Regions from separate parts of the Homo sapiens genome. Here region 2 is linked to region 1. A link is a loop called in an ENCODE intact Hi-C map of the cell type or tissue named here. Cell type or tissue: HCT116. All regions are shown on one strand. Links, peaks and the distances in the headings refer to the core of each region. The heading gives the core; the rest is flanking DNA.

Region 1 (12,728 bases), core at 2,286-10,285:
ATCTCTCTGTAGAGATCTTGCACAGGCCCTGGTGTTGTGTTTAAGGTTACCTTCTGTTAAAGCTCTGTTTTTAAGCTACTCAGATTAGATTTTTGAAGCCATAAGGTAACTTTTCCAAGGCAGATTTGTGAGCTTTTATTTATTAAGTCAAGAACTGTCCATAGAACACCATTGTTATCATTTAGTTTGAGGTGATTGTTTATTAACATCAGGCTGAAAAGTGACTTAGCACCCATGAGATCCAGGGTTACCAGCTGTTCTTGTTCACAGATACTGCACACTAAAAAACAGGTGTCCTTGACAGTTACTGTCTTTTTCTAGTATACGGGGCTTGTTGAGGTTTCATCCTACATAATGTCCCTCAGTTATAAGGGGCAGAGATTTATGGTTAGATAATATGGTTGCAAGGATGCTCTAAGCCTTTCTTCTCTCTATAGAATGATTCTGACCAGAAAATAAAGATACTCAAGAGAATGTGTGAGGCATATTATGACTTAGTAGTATAGAAGAAGAAAAACTAGCAAAGCACACTGAAGGTAATTTTAAAATGTAAACTGTCTTATATTAAGTTGGTGCAAAAGTAATTGTGGTTTTGCCATTGAAATTTATTACGTGGCCGGGTGCAGTGGCTCATGCCTATAATCCCAGCACTTTGGGAGACTGAGGTGGGTTGATCACCTGAGGTCAGGAGTTTGAGACCAGCCTGGCCAACATGGCAAAGCCCCATCTCTACTAAAAATACAAAAATTAGCTGGGTGTGGAGGCGTGTGCCTGTAATCCCAGCTACCTGGGAGGCTGAGGCAGGAGAATTGCTTGAACCTGGGAGGAAGAGGTTGTAGTCAGCCGAGATTGTGCCATTGCACTCCAGCCTGGGCAACAAGAGTGAAACTCCATCTCAAAACAAAACAAAAAAACACTAATTATTTTGCACCCAACCTACCAGAAAGGTAATTATATACAAAATACTAAATAGAACCTCAGAGATAATTATAACCAGTACTAGAAAATAAACAACTCTCTTTTCATACTAAACTTTATTATTGCTGTATTATCTATATATTTCTCCTCTTCCTTCTGATATTTTTATTCTCAGTGGTGTAAAGGAAATATTTCAAAACTTTTGCAGCAACTGTCTTTAAAGTTTCGACATATGTGAGAGATATCACATAGATGTTAAAGATGATCGTTTTGAACATATGTGATAGATAAATGCTGGTTGTCTCTCAGCCTTTGCAATTCTCATTCAGTGCTGATGAATAATGTTTAATATGAATGTCATGCATTATTCCAACTTTTTTTCTTGTATGCAGAAAAAAATGTTCGAATCATGTATTTATATTTTAAAAAAGAGTCTGAAACAGGGAATTGTCTATAATTTATAAAATTGTGTACCTTTTAAGGTGTCAACATTGATATTTGGGCTACTGGAAAAAGAGACAAAGAACTTAGCCAGGACTCACTTATGAAACTTCACGCTCTGAGCCAGCCCCATGTTTAAGACATAGGAGCTATGCAAGAGAACCATGAGGGAAGAATTAGAAGGTTAGGCCTGGGGGAATTCGGCTCGACTATGTCTCCATAATCTTACCCCAGTCAGTATGAGAAATGATACTCCTTAATTATAATTTCAATTTAAAATACTTCTTGCACAATTACAAAATCAACCATTCACTTGACTAAACAGCAATGTTATTTTTCTCTGGAGTTGGTTTTCAAATTTTGGGGACGGAAAATTTGTATTTTTTTCATTGCAACTCTAACAAATTACCACACATTTAGTGGCTTAAAACAACACAAATGTATCATCTTAGAGTTCTGTGGGTAACAAATTCAAAATAACCATCACTAGGTTAAAATCTGGGTGTCAGCAGTATGGAATTCTTTTCTGGAGGCTGTCAGGAAGAATCCATCACCTTGCCTTTCCGGCCTCAAACACTGCCCAGATTTGCTGGTTGTGACCCTCTCCCTTTATCTTTGAAGCCAGCAGCATAGCAGGTCTCCAACATTGCCCCATTGTCACATCGCCCTTTCTGACTGCTTCTTCCAGTTTTAAGGTTTCTTGTGATTACCTTAGGCCTGCCCACATGATCCAGGCTAATCTCTGATTTAAGGTCAGCTGATTAGCAACCTTAATACTGTTTGCAACTTTAGTTCCCCTTTGCCGTGTAACCTGACATATTCACGTGTTCTGGGGAGTAGGACATAACTTAGAGAGGTGAATGGAGTTTTGAGCTGCAACTTGTTGCAGCTAATCAAATTAATCAAATTAATTGCCTACTAAATCACAAAAGAAATCAAAATTCACCAAAGATATATAACAACTCTAGGTATCAAAGACACAATAATCACACTGAACAGAATATGATGTAAAGAACCAGAAAAGTCAGTCTCAAGGGGAAATACAGTCAACAAAGACCAATCCTGAGATGAGCTGGATGTTGAAATTATCAGATAAGGATTTTTAAACAGCTGATATAACTATGCTTAAGGATTTCTTTCTTTTAACTGCTTATAATAAAAGAAAAGAGAAAAATCATACCCCAGAAACAGAATATATGAAAAATAACCAGGTAGAAATTATATAACTAAAAAACCCAATATCTAATTTTTTTAAATAGGCTTAATAGCAGAATGGAAATCATATAAAGAAGAGTTAGTAAAATTAATATGGATTAATATAAATTAGACAATTTTTAAAAAGAGAAAACATAATTTAAAAAGAAAGAACTGAGCCTCAGAAATCTTGTAAAAGTATATGAAAATTTCTAATATTTATAATCAGACTCTCAGAAGAAAAAGGCAGAGAGAAGTGGTAGGAAAAAATGTGAAGAAATAATGGATAAACTTCTCAAGTTTCGTGAAAGTCAGTGTTTCACAGGTTCAAGAAGGTTGGCACCACCTATCAGAAGAAATATGAAGAAAGTCACACCTAAGCTCATCCTCATCAGATGGTTGAAATCCAGAGATAAAGAGAAAATCATGAAAGTAAGCGGAACAAAGAACAACAATACATCACACAGAAGGGAACACAATTCAAGTTCATGGAAAATCTTTAAAAATATTTATAAATTGGAAAGGTGGGAAAATTAAGTACTGAAAGAAAAAATAATTGACAACCCAGAATTCCATGTCCAGCAAAAAATCCCTCATAAGTGAAGGCAAAATAGTACATGTTTCAGATATCAGAAAACTAAGAGAATGTATTGTCCTTGTACATGCACCAGGAGAGATGCTGAAAGAAAGTTCTGAGGATGAAGAAAAAGTAGGTAGTAGAGAAAAATTCATATATTAAGGAAGAAAGAAAAAATCATTATAAATGATAAATATCTGGGTAAATTTAAAATATTATTTTTTCTCTGAATTTAAAAAAAATACATGTGACTATATACATACAACATTTTCTTGTGGGATCTTAATGTGCAAAGAAGCACAAGAAACTTGGGGTTAATTAAAATAATTCATACATTGTGTGTGGTGGTGGTTTTATGGATATATTGGTCTATTAAAATTAGTTGAATTGTATACTTTAAAAGCTTGCAGTTTTGGGGGGCATGTAAATCATATATAATAAAGTAACTTAACAAAAGATCCTGAGAAGAAGGGGCATGACAAGTTACAAATGCAATAGATGGCCAGTAAATAGTAATAGTAGGTGTGACTCTCATATGCTTTGCTTCCTTATGTTTTTCCTTGTATAGTTCCAGGAACTCTAAATGTAGGGAACTATGTCATAATATATCACTGTGGGAAGATTAATCAGAAAAATAATTAGTCCTTCAAATATGAGTACCTTTTTATTGTTATGAGGTAAAATTTAATTTATCCATCTAAAAATTAGAGTATGGATATTACGTATTTACTAAGCCCAAATATTTTACAGTCATTCATTCTTGATTCTTCTTTTATTTGGAATTTTAAAAGTGTAAGTTTAATTGTCAAAAATATATCTTAAATCCATCCATCTCTACATCCCCTACTCTGACCTGAGTCACCAACATCTGTAGTTGCTGCCTGGTAAACTACAACCACTTCTGAATGGTCTCCCCGCTCCTGTCTTGGCACAACCAATTTATTCATCACTCAGCAGTCACAGAGATCTGCTTTAACTCTGCCTAAACCCCTCCAATGGCTTTCAATGGACTGCAAGTAAAACCCATACTCTTTATTATTTCCTACAAGGCACTAAGTTGCCTGATCCAGGCCCTGTCATACTGCCTGAGCCTCTCTCTTTTACTCACTGAGATCTTGTCACACTAGCTCATAAGTTGCAAGATATTATCAACGTATTTCTTCCATCAGGGCCTTTTAGCTTTCTGTTCTCTCATCTGAAGCATTCTCTCTCACACTCACCTTCTCATTTTCAGCATGGTCAACTTCTATTCATTCTTCAAGATTCACTTCAAAAGTTGTTCCCACTGAGAAAACTCCTCTAACCAACCTTACCTAATCAGATCTCCCCAGTAATGTATACGCACAGTACTCTATTTACATCTTTGCTAATATTTATTACAATCTTTCAATTTTTTAACATATGTGTTCAGTCATTTGCTTCTATCCTTTTTCACTAGAATATAAACTTTATCAGACACACTGAGTCTTTTGTTCATCACTGCATTTTTTATTCTAAACTAAGTGTTCATCGTGTAGTAAATATTCAATAAATATTGAATGAATGAGAGTGGAACGATGTATAAGCAAATTAATAAATACACATTGGATCAATGCTGTTTGTAAACTAAATTCTATAATTTTTTATTCATGAAATATTAACAATGCTTTTTTAATGAAAATTTCTTATAAGTTTCTTCCCGATTCTTCCTCTTATATCAGCTGCCCAAGAACTGAAAGAAATTATGGTGGAGCTGGAAAAAGTCCAGGAAAATTTAAAACTTGCACATAGCCATCCAAATGCAACAGTATCCCCAGGGAAGATGATGTCCTGGGATTTGGATGTAGAAACAGAACAAGAGAATAAAAACAAGCTTACAAATGTAATCTTTTCTCATGGCTTTAGAATAACTAAAATAACTCTTAATAACATTAATCTGGTTACCTTCAAGTAAATATCCTTCGGATATTTGAGTTTCTGATGCACAAGGCAGTCCATTAACAAACTGAAACGACCATGTTGATTGACATCCAGAAGGAATATATTTGAAGACATTTATTTCATAGATACCAAAATGCATATTTGCCATTTTCTTTTATGGGTCTTTTTTTTTTTTGACTCATGAAGATTTAAGAAGCACTTCACAATGTCATGTTGAGATATAGATTCTGACTTTTAGATAAAGCACATTTTCTAGATAAGTAACTCACTAGATTCATATTGTGCCTTAGCTTGAGAATATTCAAAACTATAGATGCTGTATCATTGAAAGAGGAGACTATTCCCTCTGACTTTTGTAGAAAATGGCCTGACATGTATATTGCAATTTAAAGTTTTATTGAATCAATGATTATAATTAAGATAAAACATGATCTTGAGTGGTAATAACCAGACCTAATTTTAGGGTGAACAGCAGAGGAATAATGTAGCAAATGAAATAAAACCATCATTAACTTCATAAAAACTTTGAGTAGTATTTTGAAAGCCCTCAGAACCTGAAATAATTTTACATATATATTTATATGTGTATATATATATGTGTTGTGTGTGTGTGCGTATGTATATATAATGTTTTCATGATACTTGTGGCTAGCCAAGATCTAGGGAAAGAATACAATGGAAAAGTATCTTAAAATGTGTGTGTGTATGTGTGTGTGTGTGAAGAAACAAGCATGTTACTTTGCAGATATGGTTCCCTAGCCATCCCTTTTCCATGCAGGCACTTATAAGTAAGTTATCTGCTATTTTGGATTCTTTGAATGGCTGATCCCCATTTCATACCATGTCATAGCAGGCATAACTGACCGTGGAAAGCAAAATCCAAATTAATAGACAACATGTGGCTATTCCTGTCCATATGTGACTCACTGTTTATTGCTCCTCTACTTGACACTCACTCCAGCTCCATGTCCAGGTACTCCACATTTGCTTTTACCTGTGAAAGAGCCAATCCTGAAGCAATGACACACGGAGTTGGCCCAATTCCATTCATGAGCTCTAATCACCTCCTTCTTTCTTACTGGATTTCTGCTTCCCACTTAGCTCCCGGAATGTTCTTTCCCTGAGTATGAGAAACTGCTCTTGCCTGAGTCACCTCTTTATCATGGGTTGAGTCAATACCTAACCACCTCTCCTACTCCATCCAGACCTGCATCCACACCTATGCACGCGCGCGCGCGCGCACACACACACACACACACACACTTTCTTAGGAGATTAGGATTCAGTTTCCTACAACCACACTTTTTACTCAGCAGCCTCTAGGTTAGAGTCAGACGCACAGTAGATGCACAAGACACACTCATTGGCTCAGCCATAATGCCCCCATTGGGCTCATAATCACAGGTTATTAATTACTTTTAAGGTAAGATAAAACGTTTTCCATATTTAACTTCACATGAGATATATTTTCCCTGAGTTTTCTTTTTTTCTTTTAGAAAAAAGTTGGTAAAAATATGTAAGAAGCATATATCTTAAACACATCTTGGGATTAAAAGTCAATAAATAACCCACTTTTTACAGAACAATGCATTTGACCTAAGGGGAAAAAAAACACACACAATTATTTTTACTCCCAGTTGAACTAGAGGAAATCAGAATGATGGAGCCGAGCAAGCCAGAGGCAGTAACCATTTTAATCAAGATTATCATTTTTAAATCTTGTTCTATTTTTTTCTTTTATTGGCACATAATATTTTACATGCTCATGGGGTACATGTGAGAATTTTTACGTGTATAGAATGTGTAATGATTGAGTCAGGGTAGTTGGGGTATCCATCACTTTGAGTATTTATTGTTTCTATGTGTTGGTAACATTTCCAGTCCTCTTTTCTAGCTACTTTGAAATGTTGCTATCCTTTGAGAGTCATGAAAAAGTGGGAGGACATTTCAGTTGCATTTTCTTCTTCATCAGTGCTTTTTCCCCTTCAATGATAAGTATTATAATTGATCTTAATTACTAGTATCTTGATTTTCAGTGGTGAAATGTAATCATTAGTTGTCGTTTACAAATTGTCATTAATGTTCTTGTTATAAATTTTTAAATTCACTTCAATGTAACAAATATTTACTATACTCTTACTATCATGACCTTCTCAGATTTACTTTCTTGCTTACAAGATTCCTGTCTGTAAACAGTGTCCTAGTTAGAACCTCAACTGTTCTGTTTCCAACACCTAATGTAGTGAATGAATGAGTAGATAGTATGAAGAATGTTCCCTATCTTGGCAACATAAGCTGAGTGTAAATACTTGTCTCTGATACAAGAGAAAACATAAAAAGAACTTTAAAAAAGGTAAAAGTATTGTGAAAGTAATCACATTATTTCTGATAGTATTTGTCCCACAAATGCATCTTAAAATGAATTAAATATTTCTCTGCTTTTAAACTCTAAAGCAGCTAATAAATTACCACAGATTCCACAGGAAATATTTCAAGATAACTTGCAAATTCATAAATCAGTAAGCTAGGTTTCTCAAAGCTTAAGTAATCCATGAAAATATTGAGAACACAGAACATTTGACTTTGCAAATCTTGAAAGAGAATTAATTTTATGACAAAATTAAAGTATGTAATTATAAATATGGATTTTAATTTAACTATTTTATCTTCTCTACCCCATATTCTAGTTCCACAGTTCTTTAGAACACTGATATTTCATAGCAGCATAGCAAATTAAACATGAGAACAGTTAGCTAAAAATCACTTGAACTCACTATAACAAAATATCAACTGTGGATTTTGACTTAAAGAAATATAAAAATATGACTCCCATTGACTGTAACATTAATTGTTGAAAATGTTATTAATGTAAAACTTATTATCAATCTAGGCAACTAAAACTTACAGTGATATAGTGATATTCCTCTAACATTTAGACCATTAATTAAAATAATTAATTTTGTGTTCTTTCTGGGAGAATAATTTTATTTCAGAAGGCAGATGAATGGTAGACATGGAACACATTTTGTTCTTATGACACTTTTGGAAAGTCAAGATCTAGGGAAAATATACAGTGAAAATGTTTCTTAAAATTATGATTGAAAATGCAAAATCTTCAAAGCCATCTTCAAAATCTGAAGTAATAGCTATTGCTATGGCTTAAATATTTGTGCCCTCCAAAACTCATGTTGGTATTTAACTGCCATTGTAATAGTGTTAAGAGGTGGAGCCTTGCAGAGGTGATTAGGCCTTGAGAGCTCAATCCTCATGGGCGAGTTTAAAGCCTTAATAAAATGGGTTTTGGTGAGTAAGCTCTCTTTCTTGCTCTTCTGTTTCCGGAACCTAGCCAGGTCCGGCTGCATTTTCTCAGGGCCCAATAAGGAGAAGCAGACAAACTAGGAAAGAAGGGAATTTACTGCTATAACCAGACTCAGGGAGTAGGTCAGCGATAATTCCACCAGACCAACTCGAAGTGTAACAATTTTCTTAGTGCTTATCTAGGCTGGGGTCATGTGCCAATGTGAAGCATTCACCGAAGTCTATTGTAACGAATTTTGTTTCAGCTAGAAGGTCAGAGGCAAAAAAGTGCTTGCTAAGTTTGATTAAGCTGTAAGGTTCCCAGTACCTTCAAGCCCTGTCTACTGTGGTACTGGAGTGATTATTTCTAGCCTATCTCCTTTACAGCTTGGTTCAGAGAGCTGCCTTAGACTCTCCAATAAATCTATTCAAACAGCTGCCTCCGTTACCTTGACTCATCTCAGATTTCATCAACCAGAGACGGGTCCTGGCACTAGGGATGTAAGGGTGTCTCTATCATTCTCCCTTGCTCCAGCAAGGGAAAAGCCCATGCAAACCTCCTACTGACCATATTTTTCATTTCTAGCTTTGATGTCTGGGCACGATTTCCTTAGGTTTAACTATCCGCTCAGTGTTAAGGCAGTGCTGTGGAAATCTGTCTATCTAACTGGGGTGCTAGGCAGGCCTGTCTGTGTGATTGTCAGGGAGAACTGGCCTGCCACACTTCCACCTTCGATCATGGCATTGTGGTAAAGTAAGAAGGCCCTTGCCAGGGGCCAACCCCTCAAGCTTGGACTTCACAGCCTCCAGAACTGTAAGAAAATAAATTTATGTTTAGTATAAATTACCCAGTCTCAGGTATTCTATTACAGTAGCACAAAACGGGCTAAGACAAAAAATTGGTGCCCAGATGTGGGGCTGTTGCCATAATCAATACCTAAAATGTAGAAGCGGCTTTGAACTGAGTAAAGGGTAAAGGCTGGAAGAATTTGGAGGAGCAGGCTAGAAAAAGCCTTGATTGATGTAAATAAAGAGTTAAGGGCAATTCTTGTGAGTGCTCAGAAAAAGATAACTGTAGAGAAAGGCGGAAACTTCTTAGAGATTATAGTTGCCCTTCCATGTCCATGAATCCCACATCTGTGGATTCAACAAAACATGGATAAAAAATATTTAGGAAAAAATTCACAATGTTCCAAAACACAAAATTTGAATTTGCAGTGTGCCAAGTACAATGTTGAATACTGTACTGTTGAAGTAATGTGTAAGCTTTGTATTAGGTAGTGTAAGTAATCTAGAGATGATTTAAAGTATACATATGAAAGGATGTGCATAGATTATATGCAAATACTATGACATTTTACATAAGGAACTTGAGCAGTCATGGATTTTGGTATCAATTGGGGGTCTTGGAACCAATTCCTTATAGATACTGAGGGACAACTCTACTTAAGTGATCGTGACCAGAGTGTTGATAGAAATATAGACAGTAAAGGTAATTCTGATGAGGTCTCAGATGGAAATGAGGAACAAGGTATTGGGAACTGGAGAAATGATATCCTTATTATAAAGTGGCAAAGAACTTGGCTGAATTATGTCCCTGTTTGAGTGGCAGAATTTATGAGCCATGTACTAGGATATCTGGCTGAAGAAATCTATCCGTAGCAAAGCACTGATGGAGCTGCATGATTTCTTCCAATAGCATATAGCAAAACTCAATAAGAGAGAAATTATTGAAAGATAGAATTCGTAATTAAAAAGGAAGCAGGCTGGGTGCAGTGGCTCATGGCTGTACTGCCAGCACTTTGGGAGGCTGAGGCAGAAGAATTGCTTGAGCCCATGAGTTCAACAGCAGCCTGGGCAACATGGCAAAATCCTGTCTCTACTCAAAAACAAAACAAAATGCAACAAAAATTATCCAGGTGTGATGGTGTACACCTGTGGTCCCAGCTACTCAGGAGGCTGAGATGGGAGAATTGCTTGAGCCCAGGTGGTCTAGGCTGCAGTAAGCCATATTCATGCCACTGCACTCAAGTGAGACCCTGTCTCAAATAAATAAATAAATAAATAAATAAATAAATAAATAAATGAAAAGGTATCAGATATAAAAAAAAATGGAGCATCCCCAGCCTGGCCATGTAAAGAATAAAAATATGTTTGGGAGAGAATACAAAGGGTATGTCCAAGCAACTCTTTGATGAGATTAGTATGAACAGAAGAAAGCATGGTGCTATATATCAAGATAATGGGAGAAAGATTCTGAAGTCATTTCAAAGATCTTTGAGGCTGTCCTTCCTATCTCAAGCTGAGTTCTAGAGTCTTGAGGTAGAATGGCTTCAGGGGACAGTCATGGGGGGCTGATGGGGCATCAGGCCTTGCTGCCTTGACCACTCCAGTTATGGCTCAAGTAGACCCAGATGTGGCTTCACCTGCTACTCCAGAATGTATAAGCTGTAAATCTTGGCAGCATCCACCTCGTGCTAATTTTCAGGTGCATAGTACAAGAGCTGTAGAAGCATGGCTGCCTCCAACTAGATTTTAAAGTACCTACTAAATAGACTGGAGGCCCAGACAAAAAACTGCAGCAGTAGTGGAGTCATTCCAAAGAGTCTCCACTGAGGCAGTGCCAAGTGGAGCCAGCTCCAAATCCCAGAACAATGGAGCTACCATAGCGGAGTGCAAAGCCAACCTGGGAAAGCTACAGGCATTCTACTCCAATATGCAAAAGCAGTTACGTGGGCTGTAGTCAGCAAAGCTACGGGAGTGGGGCTCCCCAGGACCTCAAAGGCTCAGTCTCTACCACAGTGTGTCGGGGAGGTGAGACACAGAGTCAAGAAAGGTTATTCTGGAGCCTTAACACTATCAAACAACATGTTTCATGTTGTTTGTCCTGTTTGGTTTTAGACTTACTTGGGATCTGTTTGTTACTTCTTCCTTCTTGCCTATGAGAATGTCTATCCTATGCCCATCCCACCGCTGTATTTTAGAAGCATATAACATATTTAATTTACAGGCTCACAGCTGAAGGGGATTTGCTTCAGGATAAATTATGCCTTGAGTCTCACGCATATCTCATTTAGATGAGACTCTGGACTTTGAACTTACGAGTTGGTGCTGGAACGAGTTAAGACTTTTAGGGATGAAATGAATCTATCTTGTATGTGAGAAGGACATGAGTTTTGGGGTGCCAAGCACAGAATGCTGTGGTTTGAATGTTTTTCCCCTCTAAAATTCATGTTGAGATTTGATTGCCATTGTAACAGTACTAAGGGGTGTGGCTTGTAAGAAGTCACTAGGCCATGAGGGTTCCAGCCCAATAGGTAGGTTTAATGCCTTAATGAAAGTGTTGTCAGGAGTTGGACTCTCTCTTTTGCCCCCTTGCCTTCTGCCATGGAATGATGAAGCAAGAAGGCTCTCTCCAGATGCCAGCCCCTCAATCTTGAACTTGTCAGCCTTCAGAACTATGAGAAAATAAATTTCTCTTCATTATAAAGTACCCACTCTCAGGTATTCTGTTATCGCAGCACAAAACAGACTAAAGCAGATGCTTACCCATCTATTCATTCCACAATTATTTATTAAGTTAATGTTGACTATTCCCTAGGGACATTTTAGTTAATAAAATGTTCATTTTGTTATTTACCTCATTTTGCTTATCGCTTATTTAGAGTACAGGTAGAAATTACCCTTTAAAAGCATGTATTGGGTTTTGTAAAGTAACTCTTAAAGGTTTTCTCCTTCCCTCAAATAAGCACTCAGTTACTTGAAAAAATTAAAAGACAACAGAAACAAACTGTTCAATTCAAAGTTTCAAACTATTTACCCCAACATTTCTGGAGCAGTTTAAAAATATACATATATTTTAAAACACGTGTCAGAATTTAAGTATTTGATATTTTTACATACTTAGCTTTTCATAAGTCCGTTGTATTGGTGCTTTTTATCATATGATAGGATAATACTGTTTGCTCTACTTCATAGATTAAAAGACAAAATCATTATTATCCAGAAATTAAAATTAAACTTGTATTCTTTTTCTCCAGGCTATTAGCCCAGTGGAGGAAAGGAAGAATATCCTGTTAGAACAACACATAGCAAGGTCCTTTGTCACACTGGAAGAAATGAAATAGGCCTTGCCCAAATAAGAAAGAGCTATTAAAGAGATCTTACAAAGTGAAAGTAAACCTAGGAGATTGAATGGTCCTCAAGAAACAATCCACTGCTGCAAATTTTAGTTAGCACAGAAAATATTGGTGACATTTTCCAAATGAAACTTCGGTGATTAAGGACACGAGAGGGAAGGTGTTTTATCCATTTTTTTTTTTTTTTAATTTCCTGGTCGAGTGTGCTGGGGCAAATGGCTCACCAAATCAGAATAAACCAA
Region 2 (12,728 bases), core at 3,195-11,194, 72 kb after region 1:
ATTCTTTTGGGCAATGCTGCCCATATAATGATATTTGGCATATTTGTAAACTGACTGCCCCCTGCAGTCAGCTCTGCTATGGAAGTCTGGACTCTCACGATACTAGAAGGATTTTATACATCTTGCATTTAAAATAGGAAGAAAGATTTTCTAGAGAAGATGCTGTTAGGAAGACTTGCCACTACCTCTCCCCACAAAATAGAAACTTTAATATTTCTCCTTTTGTCTTATCAAAATGGCAATCATAAAAGCCACAACTCTACAGACACAAATGTCTGTATCTGAATGTATCAAATTTCTGTATACAGAAGACTTGCATTACTTATTAACATTGCCCCTCCATCCTGATCACATGCACATATGTCCAAGTCCACTCCTCTATCACAACACACATAAATACCTCCCACATATACACACAGCAGTGTTCTTGACAGTGAGTAGGAGATACTCATAAAGTCTCAAATATAGACCACCCGTATTGGCTCCTTTTAGAAAAGCAGCTTTAATCCCTCTTGCTCGTTATGCATACAGAAAAAAACCCATTTGCTGCAATTCTGATAACTGAAATAGAGTTTGATGCAAGAACTTAAAGGTAATCATACGTGAATGAAGTATGGCAGATATTAGCTGCCTTTGTTTCTTTGCCTCTGCTGCGATCCAACCATTTTTTAATTAGGATGTGGAATGATGAAAGCTAAGCCTCATGATAACTATTTGGGGGCTGAAATATAGGAAAAGAAAGCAATAAAATATGAGTTTTATGCTACTGTTTTGGTGTTCAGGCTAGATTCCTCAGAATGATACCTTTTTGGAAGAATGTGCCAAGAATGTTTGTCAACAAAAACCTCCTCTGGAAGTAATCTGGCTGTCTACATCTGGGATCAGGAACTAATGAGTCCATGAATAACTTTTTTGGCCTGCCATTCTGTTGGTGTCTGATATGTCTGAATTGAGGAAGAATGGAATTTACAGTTTGTTGGTGGATTACTATGACTTCTATCAGGAACTTCTGAGAACAGGTAGTAATTGTGCCTGTTATACTTCGTGCCTGTGTTAGACAACAATGTCAATAACGAAACAGGATCACAAAGCCTTGAGAGAACATTATTCTGTTCAGAAAAACTCAATAATTATTCAGTAATATCTTATAGAAAAATAAAAATGGACTTCTTCCTTACATGTTACAGGTATTTGTATATACAGGTTGGCAAATCTATACAAGTAGCTAAACAACATGTTTCTACTTTTCTAACTGAGTAGCTTACAGGTTTATACTGTAACATCATGCTTCTACCCTTGGACCCAAATATCCAACATCTTGGAATTTATCTTGAAGAGATCATTAGCCAAGGGAATTAAAATGCATGCACACAAAAGCTACTCGTGGCATTGATTATGACAGTGAAATTTCAAAACCACCTATGTTTCTTTCAATATAGCATTTTACATAAAGAACACTTTGCATCCATTAAAAATGATAGCACTATCTCAATATTTATAACCATGAAGATGTCCCTGCCACTTTGCTGAGTAAAAAAGTAGACACCACACCACATGCGTAGGAAGGAATTATCTATATAAAATTATACATGCACCCAAACACATACACATATATCTGTAAAGAGATGATATCTGGAGGCATGTTCTCGTGTGTTCATGAAGAGATTTGGGAAGATATTTACCTTCTCTTCATACTTTGCTTGTGTTGATTTTTTTTTACAGTGAGCATATATTATTCTGTTAATAAAATGTTGATCTACTTTGATTTTTAAGTCATGCTTCTATAAATCAAAGTTTTTATCAGTATGTCCATTTCTGTCCTTACAACGGTTCACTTATTTTTCCTTATTGTAATATTGCTTGTGTAGTTCTCATAGTTCAGTGCTAAAACTCTTAACATTATTTGAAGATACAAAGTCAGTAGTATGCAAACCTTCCCAGGAAATGATACTGACACACATAGATTCCCAGGAAATGCTACTGACACACAATGGATTCTGACATGACCAGCCTCTATAATAAGAGGAAAGTGTGGTCCCTGTACACTAGCTTTCAAACCAATGGGAAAATACAAATGGGACCAACAAGCCTGTCTTGTCATGCTTGTATGATAGACATGGTGGTATCAAAAGGAAATAGGGGATTACTAATGCCAAAGTATATAGAAGAGGAAAGATAGCATGGTCCTAGCCGATTGTCTTTGGGAAACTCATCTATCTTTTGTGAATCTCTTCATTTTTCTCATTTGCAGTTTGCTGTGATGACTAGAAAAGTATATGTCAAATGTTGACTTATAAGAGGGTCTCAATTAATGAAGTTATGATTGCTATTTTTATTAATATTGTTGCTGCTGCTATATTGGGAAACGTAATATTGAAAATCACATGATAAGTTTTATCGATGTACTCATTTGAAATAGATAATTCATGTAAGGAAAAAAAGTATTCTTATTCTACAACACAGGAAATTCTCATTTTTCTTCTCTTTTTTTTTTTTTGAGATGGTGTCTCGCTCTTTTGCCCAGGCTGGACTGCAGTGGCACAACCTCAGCTCATTGCAACCTCCACCTCCTGGGCTCAAGCAATTCTCCTGCTTCAGCCTCCCAAGTAGTTGGGACTACAGGTGTGTACCACCACGCCCAGCTAATTTTAATAGAGATGGCATTTTACCATGTTGCCCAGGCTGGTCTCGAACTCCTGACCTCAAGTGATCCATCTGCCTTGGACACCCAAAGTGCTGGGATTACAGGCGTGAGCAACCACACCCAGCCACTTTTCTTAAAAATATAAAATATTACCAAATTTTTACTTTTTAAGTTATAAGGATTCAGCTCAAGAGTTCTTTTATGTCACTTATCTATGACGAAATATAAATTTTAATTTAACACCCCCTAGTTCATTCCTTGGCGACTCCAATTTTTCCATTGCAGAAATCACACAAATAAGTTTGCCTTCAGATAAACAACACTTGATTCGTGGCATATGCTCTACTGTGCTAAACTTTTTACTCTGTCTCAATTTCTACAAACCACAAACATTTTCTTTCAACCATTTTTTATTTTTTATAATATAATTTTTATAAATATTTTTTATTTTGGTAAATTTCACATTAGTAATGTGAAAAATTACCAATGAACATTGCACACATCGAAAGTGAAGACGAAAACAATAACAAAAGGGAGTTCACTGAATGTTCATTTACATTTTAAATAATAAACAACATGCATGACGTGATTTTTAAGAAGTGAAGGCAGTACTAATAAATTCCTCTTTAATTTTTCATGTATGTGTGTTCAGGCTTGTCAAGTAAATCATAATCACATGTGTTGGTTTGTGATGCGGTTTATTAGCTTCATATGCTCTGTATCTAATACATAGGACCATAGCAAAGAGAACAATTCTATTCTATTTTACAATAGCATTGGAAAGAAGAAAATGCTTAGGAATAAACATAACTAAGCAGGTGAAGAACTTTCACATCGAGAACTGTAAAACATTGCTAAAAGAAATTAAATAAGAAACAAATAAATGGCAAGACATCTCATGTTCATGGATCAAAATCCCAATGGTGTTTTTGCAGAAATAGAAAAATCCATCCTGAAATTCATGTGAAATCACAAGGGACCCTGAAGAGCTAAAACACTTGAAACAGAAGCACAAAGTTCGAAGTCTCACACTTCCTCTTTTCAAAAAGTACACAAACCTACACTAGTCAAAACAGTGTGGTACTGGCATAAAGAATGTGTAGACCAATGGAATAGAAGACAGAGTCTTGAAATAAACTCTCACATATATTATCAAATGATTTTTGACAAGAATGCCAAGATTATTCAATGGGGAAAAGACAGTCTTTTTAGAAAATGGTGCTGAGAAAACTGGCTATCCACATACAAAAGAATAAATTTGGACCCTTACACCATGTACAAAAATTAAAACTTAAACATAACAGCTAAAACGATAAAACTTCTATAAGAAAACATAGGTGAAAATTTTCATGACAGTGGGTTTAGCAATGAATTTTTGGATGTGACACCAACAGCACAGGGAACAAAGAAAAAAAAAATAGACCAATTTCTCCTTTGCCAATATTCACAAACTTTTTTGTATTAAAGGACACTCTCAACAGAGTAAAAAGGCAACCCACATAATGGGAGAAAATATTTGCAAATAATATATCTGATAAGAAATTCACATCCAGAATATAAAAAGAACTCCTAACAACTCAACAATAACAATAAAAACTTGGTTTAAAAACAGATGAAGACCGAATAAGCATTTCTTCAAAGAAGGTATACAAATCGTTAATAGGCCCATGGAAAGAAATGCTCAACAACACTAATCATCAGGGAAACGCAAATCAAAATTGCAACAATGAGATATTGCTTCATACCCATTAAGATTGCTATTAAAAATCAAAGCAAAAGAAAAACAAGACAGGAAATAAATGATGTTGGCAAGGACACGGAGAAACTGGAACTTTTGTTCATTCCTGATGGGACGTAAAACAATGCAGCTGCTGTGGAAAACAGTATGGTGGTTCCTCAAAAACTAAAACATTGAATTACATATAATTGACTAGACTCTCTCTGACCTAACTTTAGTTAGTCTCTCTTCAGCCCTCTTTTTAACTAGCTCTCATCTTTGGGGCCCTGTATTAGGCCTGCCTAGTCCAACTACAGCAAGAGTCCTGCTAAGTCTCTTTAGAGACAATCCCCCACCCTTGATATCTGATCACCCTTGGGATCTGATCAAGTTCTTCATCCCCCACATTTGATATCAGATCACCACAGTCTGGCTTCAGCAAGAATTCTGTTAAGTCAGGTGAGAAAGAACCACCTTACCTTCATGTGTCCTCTTAGTAATTTTCTGTCCACTGACTCAGTCACTCTGCTGATTGTCTCTGGACACCCAGCTGTCCTTGCTGTATTCTCTCTCCCCTAAGGCGATAGTCTTGCCACCTATCGCAACAGTCCAAAGTTTTCTTTACCATTTTCATAAGTTTCAGAACGATTTTTTTCTTTAACATGATCCAACAATTTTACTTCTGGGCATGTATCTTAAAGAATTGAAAACAGGATTTGAACAGATAATTTGTACACCCATGTTCAGCCAATCTGAATGCCTACTGAAGGATAAATGGATAAACAAAATATGGTATCCGTAAGCCATGAAACATTATTCGATCTTCAAAAGGAAGAAAATTCTGACACATGCTACAACATAAATGAAACTTCAAAATCCTATGCTAAGTGAAAAAGCCAATCACAGGACCAATATTGTATGATTCTGCTTATATAAGGTCTCTAGAGTAGTCAAATTCATGGAGACAAAAAGTAGAATGATAGTTGCCAGAAGCTGGGTGCGGGGGCAAATGGGAAATTATTGTTTAATGGGTACAGAGCTTCAGTTTGAGAAAATGAAAAAAGTTCTGGAGATGGGTGGTGATGCCTATATAACAATGTGAGTGTACTTCATGCCACTTTAATGCCACTGCCCTGTATACTTAAAAAATATTAAAATGGCACATTTTATGTTAAGTATACATTACCAGAATTTGAAAATGACTGAAACTCTCAACTGAAAAAAATTCTGCACACATTGGGCTTCCTTTCCAGTTTATAACATCATAATACAGTTCCATGTTACATATTATATGTTTCTCATTCAGCTGTTGCTGTGGAATAACTAGAGAAACTGGGCATGTGGTTAAACTTCTTTTCCAAGCATCTCCTCTTGTTGATTGCAAAAACATTTCTTTTTAGCTTAATCCTTTATTCATGTATTACTGCTAAACATTTTAGAGCTGAGTAAACCAAGACTCTTTTTTAATCCTTTATTTTAAAATGGCAGCATTAGAATATTTGAAATTTTCTTAAATGAATATAAAAGTCGCTCTTCTTTTATAAAGACAATTTTAAAGAATACTTGACCTGAGGAGTGCTTACTGTTACTACACTAATAAGTCTGGATTTTACTTGAAAATACAGTGAATTGGTTTAGAAGGCTGGAAACAAACTGAAGAACACATCTAATTCGTCTGTTCTAAGAAGGACTCACTCATTTTAGGAAAAGATGGTCCATTATGATTTTATTTTTTCTAAGACTCTAATTAGAGCCTATTCTACTTCTTAATAATACTATTCCAGTTTCAAATTGCCCATGTTTAACCATGTGCTCTTAATAAAATTTATGCTTTTTATTCTTCCTACTTAGGAAATAATACAGTCTGTTAACATAAAACATGTTTCCATAAACGAAATTTGCTTATATCTGCTAGAGGAATCGTGTTTTTTTGTAAAGAAGAAGTAGGTTCACTAAATTTGTGATTTCCACTAACATATTAATGTTTTGAAGTAAGCAGGGGTAAACTTTTTCTCAGTTAAAGAGAATCATTATCAGTACATGAAAATGTAAAGGAGGGGGGAAAGCTTAAATCCTGAAAATCCTCCAATAGCCTGCTGTCCACCTAGTTAGCTATTTGGTGAAACTAAGAGTGCACATGAAGACTCTCCAAAGACAGTTACTCTTGTGTTAAAAATTTTAAAGTGGTGATTAAGAAGTCTATTTTTTTATTTTGAAGAAATTGTTCCATTAAAAATGAAGGACCTCTTTGAGTTACATTTGGAGGAGAAACTATAAGCCCATGGTAAAAGGCTGCAAAGGGTGAAACTGCCACTGGAGGTTTAACTGTGTTGAAATTTTTATTGAAATTTTTATTGGAATTTTAGATTTTTTATGTTAGTACTCTGCTTACAAAGAAGAGTATGTTTTTAACGGCCTGCCTCTTGCCGTGTTTCCCCACCCCTACCACCAATAAGCCCTTCAGTGCACCTTTTCACAAAACTTTAGAATTCTCAGCATTGCATACATTATCTCATTTAATCCTTAGTAAGAGCTTTTTATGTTCAGTATAATTATGCCTTTTTTTTTTTTTTTTTTTTTAATGAGATAGAGTCTCACTCTGTCTCCCAGGCTGAAGTGCAGTGGCGCAATCTCGGCTCACTGCAAACTCTGCCTCCCGGGTTCAAGCAATTCTTCTGCCTCAGCCTCCCGAGTAGGCCATTTTTTTAAAGAACAGTTGACTGTGGTCCAATGGTATATTTGCAAGAATATATTCATCAAACGTTTTCCCCAAATGGTAACATTTCATTTCACCTTAGCTTTATCATTTTCTTTCTCTAAATTTTTACAGGTAAGTAACAGACATGCCACCCTGTTACCTCTATTTCAGAGTATATTTCCAAAAAATGAAAAAATTCTCTTATATAACCATAGTATAATTATTAAAATCAGAAAATTAACATTGATAAAATAATATTGTTTTCTTTAATTTGCCTAATAATATTCTTTATAGCAGAAGCACGTTGCATTTAGTCGTCGTGTTTCTATAAACTCCTTCAATCTAGAATAGTTTTGCAAGTTAGCCTTTGTCTCTCATAACCTTCACACTTCAGAAGAGTACAGGCTAATTCTTTGTTAGGCTGTCGTTAAATATGGCTTTGTCTGTTGTTTCTTCATGACTAGGTTCAGGTTGTGCATTTTTGTCAGAAAAACCAAATGGAAGTAGGTAGCTCTACACAGTTGCACAGCCAATTAAAGTTGGGGCCAGGATTTGAATTTCAGCAGGAATCCCAAGACTACATTCTCAACCTCCACTCATAACATCACAAACAATTACTAATTTCTCCTAAGGTATCTTTAACAAAGTTAATGGTTTCTGTAAATATCACTGAAGGTTTGCTCTAGCCTCTGCCACATGATAGAATGTAAGAGCAGGGAAATCAAATGACATCATAGTGTAAACCCATTATAGAATCCACATGTTTATTATCTATTACGTGGGAAATGCAATTCAAAAATTTGGACTGATGGAAAACTTTATCTAAATCTATTTTGTATGTCTTGTGTCACCAATTATATGGTCCCTCACTTGCTTATTTGGCTTCTGTCTTGGTTTCTGTCTTAAAGACTTGTTACATAATATGAAAATATCAGTTTTACTCTATAGTATTTCAATTTACATTTTCTAAAGAACATAATATAAACCGAATCAAATTCCAGAAATTCAACTCCTGAAAGCTTTGTGCATAGGTGGCAATTTCTATATAATACCCTGCTTTCCTAATTATTTCAAAATTCAACAGGTTAGCTAAGTAGATTTAAAAAATAGTAGCATGAGCCAACATTAATCATAAGAGCCCTAAAGAGAGACCTGTGTATTTTCAAATTCTATGTGCCTTGGGCTACTTTTTCTAATGTCACCATTACCATGCAAATTGAAACTTAAAGCAATAATCACTTAATACTGTAAATTATTTTTGATGTTTTGGTCATGAGTATCCTTTTCCTTTTTTTCTTTTTTCTTTTTTTTTCTTTACTTGAGACAGGATTTCATTTTGTCACACAGGCTGGAGTGCAGTGGTGCGATCATAGCTCACTGCAGCTTTGAACTCCTGGGCTCATGCAATCTTCCCAACTCAGCCTTCTGAGTAGCTAGGACTACAGGTGTGCACCACTACATCCAGCTTTTTTTTTTTAATTTTTATTTTTTTGTAGAGATGGAATCTCACTTTGCTGCCCAGGCTGAGTCTCAAATTCCTGGCTTCAAGTGATACTCCTGCCTCAGCCTCCCCGAAGTGCTGGGGTTACGGCCGCGAGCCACCACATGCAGCCATGCATATCTTTAAATGCAAACATGTTCTACAAATAGAAACATAAATTTACACCGGATATCCTCCATCATAAAATTTCAGTTTGTGTATTCTTAAAATATTATGATTGACTTGACTGGTAAAAGTAAGAAGTTCCTGAAAATAAGCACAGCATCTTGATATAAAGTGGTATTGCATCAAAAAGAATAAATAAGGAAATTATCCAATTCTGACTATAACTTCATAGTATAAGAATCATACTGTATCTCAGATCCTACTGTACACTTTCTGGACCTCATCCTGGAAAATCCATGGTGCCCATTGAGAAGAAGTAAGGACTGATATACAGTGACATGTGTCCGTTTTATTTAGTCCACTGTTTTCAAAGAGGAGGGTTTGACTCATTATAAGGTCATGATAAGTGCCTTTAAAAACCAAAATAAAACAATGGAAAATATCTCAAGGTGTCATATATAGTAAATGTAAATATTAACGTAAAATTTGGTTTTAGTGTGTGTGTATACACCTAAGTGTGTGTCTGCTCTTGTGTACACTATGGAAAGGGAAAATAATTTTTTTTACTATGACATAATCCAGAGAAATTGAAAGCCACTGGTTTAATAAGTTTTCATTTCAAACTGATTCTTTGCAGCTATTTCCTACAAGAAACAAATGTGATATATTTTATTATTCATTCATTGTCTCTCTTTTCTATCCATATTATGTATTTTTAGGGCCATTTTCACCATCCTCCCACCCCAGGCAATACACACAGATAGAAAAATGCTTCACTAGGAATGGTCTTCCCTATGCCCAACTTTCTCATTAATATTAAAGCAGTTTCAGCCAACATAGTAGTTATTTATTTCAGCTCTTAGAGTTCTTCCTTCCATTGGTAATGGCCCTAAATCTTTTCCTATCTGATGAAATTTCCCTGAACAAAACATCGATGTTTCTAATTTGATCACCATTATATACTGAGTTCCTACCAGGTAGTATAGGCTGTATTTGTTAAATAAATAAATGAGTAAAGACGTACTAATAAGAATGATCCTACCTACCAGTATACCAGACTTTCCTAAAATGTCCCTTGCTACTAAATTGTTAAATGTTAAATCTGATTCTCACGGGACTAAAAGCATTCTCCCCTTAGATTGTCTAATTTAAGAGGTAAGGTAGAGAAAAGGCTGTCTTCCTGATTGCAAATATGTTAGGATGGGCTGCACGTTAAATCTGGCTAACAAACATGTTTTGTTTTGGCCCACACATTTTAATTAATATCCTATATTTTGGTATTAGAAATTGTCTCATAAAATTCGGCTTGTTTTGAAAGATCCTAAGGTCTGACAGTAGGTCCACAGTTGGCTGGAGACAGGGTGGCTGATTTATTTAGAAAAAACGTGTGTGAATCTTCCCTTTTTGTTTGTCTCTACTACTAAGTTGTGAGTTCCTTATAATCCTCATATCATTTTTATTATGCAGAACTCAAGATATATGTGTGGGATGAATGCATAAATAATGAATGGGCCAGAATTCGGTTTTCAGGACAGTTTTCAAGATGGCTTAAATAGGCATAGGGTTTATTTTTCTGTCTTCTTTCTCGCTGCATCTAGAGTTTGTCCCACAGAAATCTTATCTAAACTCATGACTTTAACTATCATCCCTACCATAAGGCAAAATCTCCAACTCTGCCCTGTCACCCGGACTCTAATCAGATATCTCTAACTGTCCCTCAACTCAGACTTTCTGAGTCAAAAGTTTAATCTGTTATCTCACCAAAACATGCTTCCCAACTGACTGCCCCTATATAGATATAGGGGCATATATGTACGTATATTGTTTTGAGGCAGAGTCCCACTCTGTGGCCTAGGCTAGAATGTAGTGGCGCGATCTCAGCTCACTGCAACCTCTGCCTCCCAGATTCAAGCAATTCTCCTGTCTCAGCCTCCCGAATAGCTGGGATTACAGGGGCCAGCCACCATGCCCGGCTAATTTTTTTTTTTTTTTTTTGTATTTTTAGTACAAACAACGTTTCCACATGTTGGCCAGGCTGGTTTTGAACTCCTGACCTCAAATGATCCTCCTGCCTTGGCCTCCCAAATTGCTAGGATTACAGGCGTGATGTCACCACACCAGGCTGCCCCAATGTTTTTCACCACTGTCACCGTCCTCCCATGCATATAATCTTGAAGCCTCAGCAATTTGAGATTCTTCTTTCTTCCTCATCAGCCACATTCAGTGAGTTATCAAGTCTAGTTTATTCATTCTTCAAAATATTGAATGTCTCTTTTTTATCCTCATTTCCTTCCTCTCTCCAAGAGCAAGTTTTACCATCTTGATAAACAGACAATTGTTCTTCCTGCCTCAAGCCTCTTGTTTTTCAATACAGATTTATTTATAATATTAACAAATATTTATCAAATGCCCACCATTTATTTATCAAATATCCTATCTTAGAAGTTAGGGATACAACAGTAAACACAAGCAACAGAGCCCCTACCCTCATGAAACTTACAGCCAGTTAGTGATACAAGCAAACAGAAAACACATATATAATAATATAATGTCAGGTAGTAATAAATTATATGAAAAAAGCAGAGTAAGGGAATAGGGAATGATGGACTAGAGAGGTACAACTTTACTTTTTAATAATAACACCTCTTTTAAACATTTAAATTTACATGTACTTAAGAGAAATTTATAGCATACATTTTCCCAGATTAAACTTCCTGAAACATTTGGCCATATGCCACTTCTCTATTCATCTATACAATCATTCATCTATAAAATAAATGGGATAAAATCCAAAGCACTTAGTGCAAGGTTGTTTAATCTGGCCCTAGGTACTCTTTCTTGCTTTTAGTTTATACAGATAAAACTCTAACAATATTGACTATTTTCCTGCTTATTATGCTTTTCTACATGATTCATTAAAAGCCTCTCTCCTCTGGCGATTCTTCTCTAACAATAATAATCTCTCTGTTCTAAGTCATTCAGTATGGTACGGAATCTACTTGTAATTAACTGTCTCCTTGTGGCTATTTCATATTTTATCTTTCCAGCTGAGTGACACACTTTTGAAAAATGACTGTTTGATATTACCTTGTACTATTCTCAGTACTGACTCTTCTCAAACTTACAAAATTGTTGACATTAACTTAACACATATTTGTTAAGTAGGTGTTGACTAACCAATTACATGTGTTGACCACAGTCAGCCTTTGTGGTCTCTCTAGCCACAACCTAACATCCTCTATCCTTTTCTTTTGGTGACATTAAGCCTATATCTGGGATAGAATCATTACTTGAGTTGCCTACGTATGCCATTTATTTCCCGCTTCAAAGCAGCGTGTCACTATAACTCAAACAGATCTTGTATCACTGCGTTAGAATGAAATACTTTTTTTAACAGGATGCCAGCTTTTCACACTTGCCGCAAGGGGGAGCAGCAGTTCTTTTCCAGGAAGCGGAATGACGCCATAGTTTCATTCCCCAGCAATTACCCAAACATTTAATTCTCCCCCATATGATTTCCATACATCTTTGTGTTTTTTTCTCCTGCATGTATTTACCACAACTAAAGGGACAGTCCCTCTTCACTTTAAACATAAATTTTTATTTTAGTTCACTTGATTTTATCCCTCTAACCACTTATACTTGAATTTCTACTCCGGTTCTTAATTTCTTTATTTTAAATTGAGCTCAATATCTAAAATGGCGCCAGTACTTTTTGGGAAATATTTATTGTTGGAGGCAATCATTGAAGAAGATATCAGAACAAGTAATTTACCAATGAATATCTGACATGCACAACAGATAACATATATTTTTGTTACTCAGCTTGCCCATAGTGTTGAGTGAAGGTAGGTATTTAACACTTGCCAAATAGGAAATGTTCTTAATGAAAACTAGGAATTCCAATACTGTATATATATATACCATTCTAGAGCTAGCAGGACTATTAGAAAAAATCTGGACCAACGTCTTCTAGTTTACAAATAAGGACAGTAAGTCCCAGAAGGTCAAATGACTAAGTTAGTTCAAGGGCTCATTCTGTTCCAATGGTCTTTCTATTAAG

The links. Peaks named below come from ENCODE experiments on the same cell type or tissue, not always from the same donor. Only the 100,000 strongest peaks of a DNase experiment are listed, where the experiment ranks them.
Region 2: a loop joins it to region 1, with 2.7 times the contacts of the local background. A loop is called at or near these places in 2 of 110 quality-filtered maps.

Annotation. Positions count from the first base shown.
Region 1 is chr9:73,093,916-73,106,643 of GRCh38, reverse strand. The region is part of intron 2 of LOC105376081 (a long non-coding RNA gene); the gene reads left to right. Among named protein-coding and RNA genes, the nearest start is that of ANXA1, 52 kb to the left of the region's middle. RefSeq lists a silencer at 11,465-11,665. In HCT116, for the core only: no CTCF peak of the experiment used is centred there; a DNase peak (open chromatin) is centred at 6,193.
Region 2 is chr9:73,022,507-73,035,234 of GRCh38, reverse strand. No RefSeq gene overlaps it. Among named protein-coding and RNA genes, the nearest start is that of ALDH1A1, 76 kb to the right of the region's middle. In HCT116, for the core only: no CTCF peak of the experiment used is centred there; no DNase peak of the experiment used is centred there.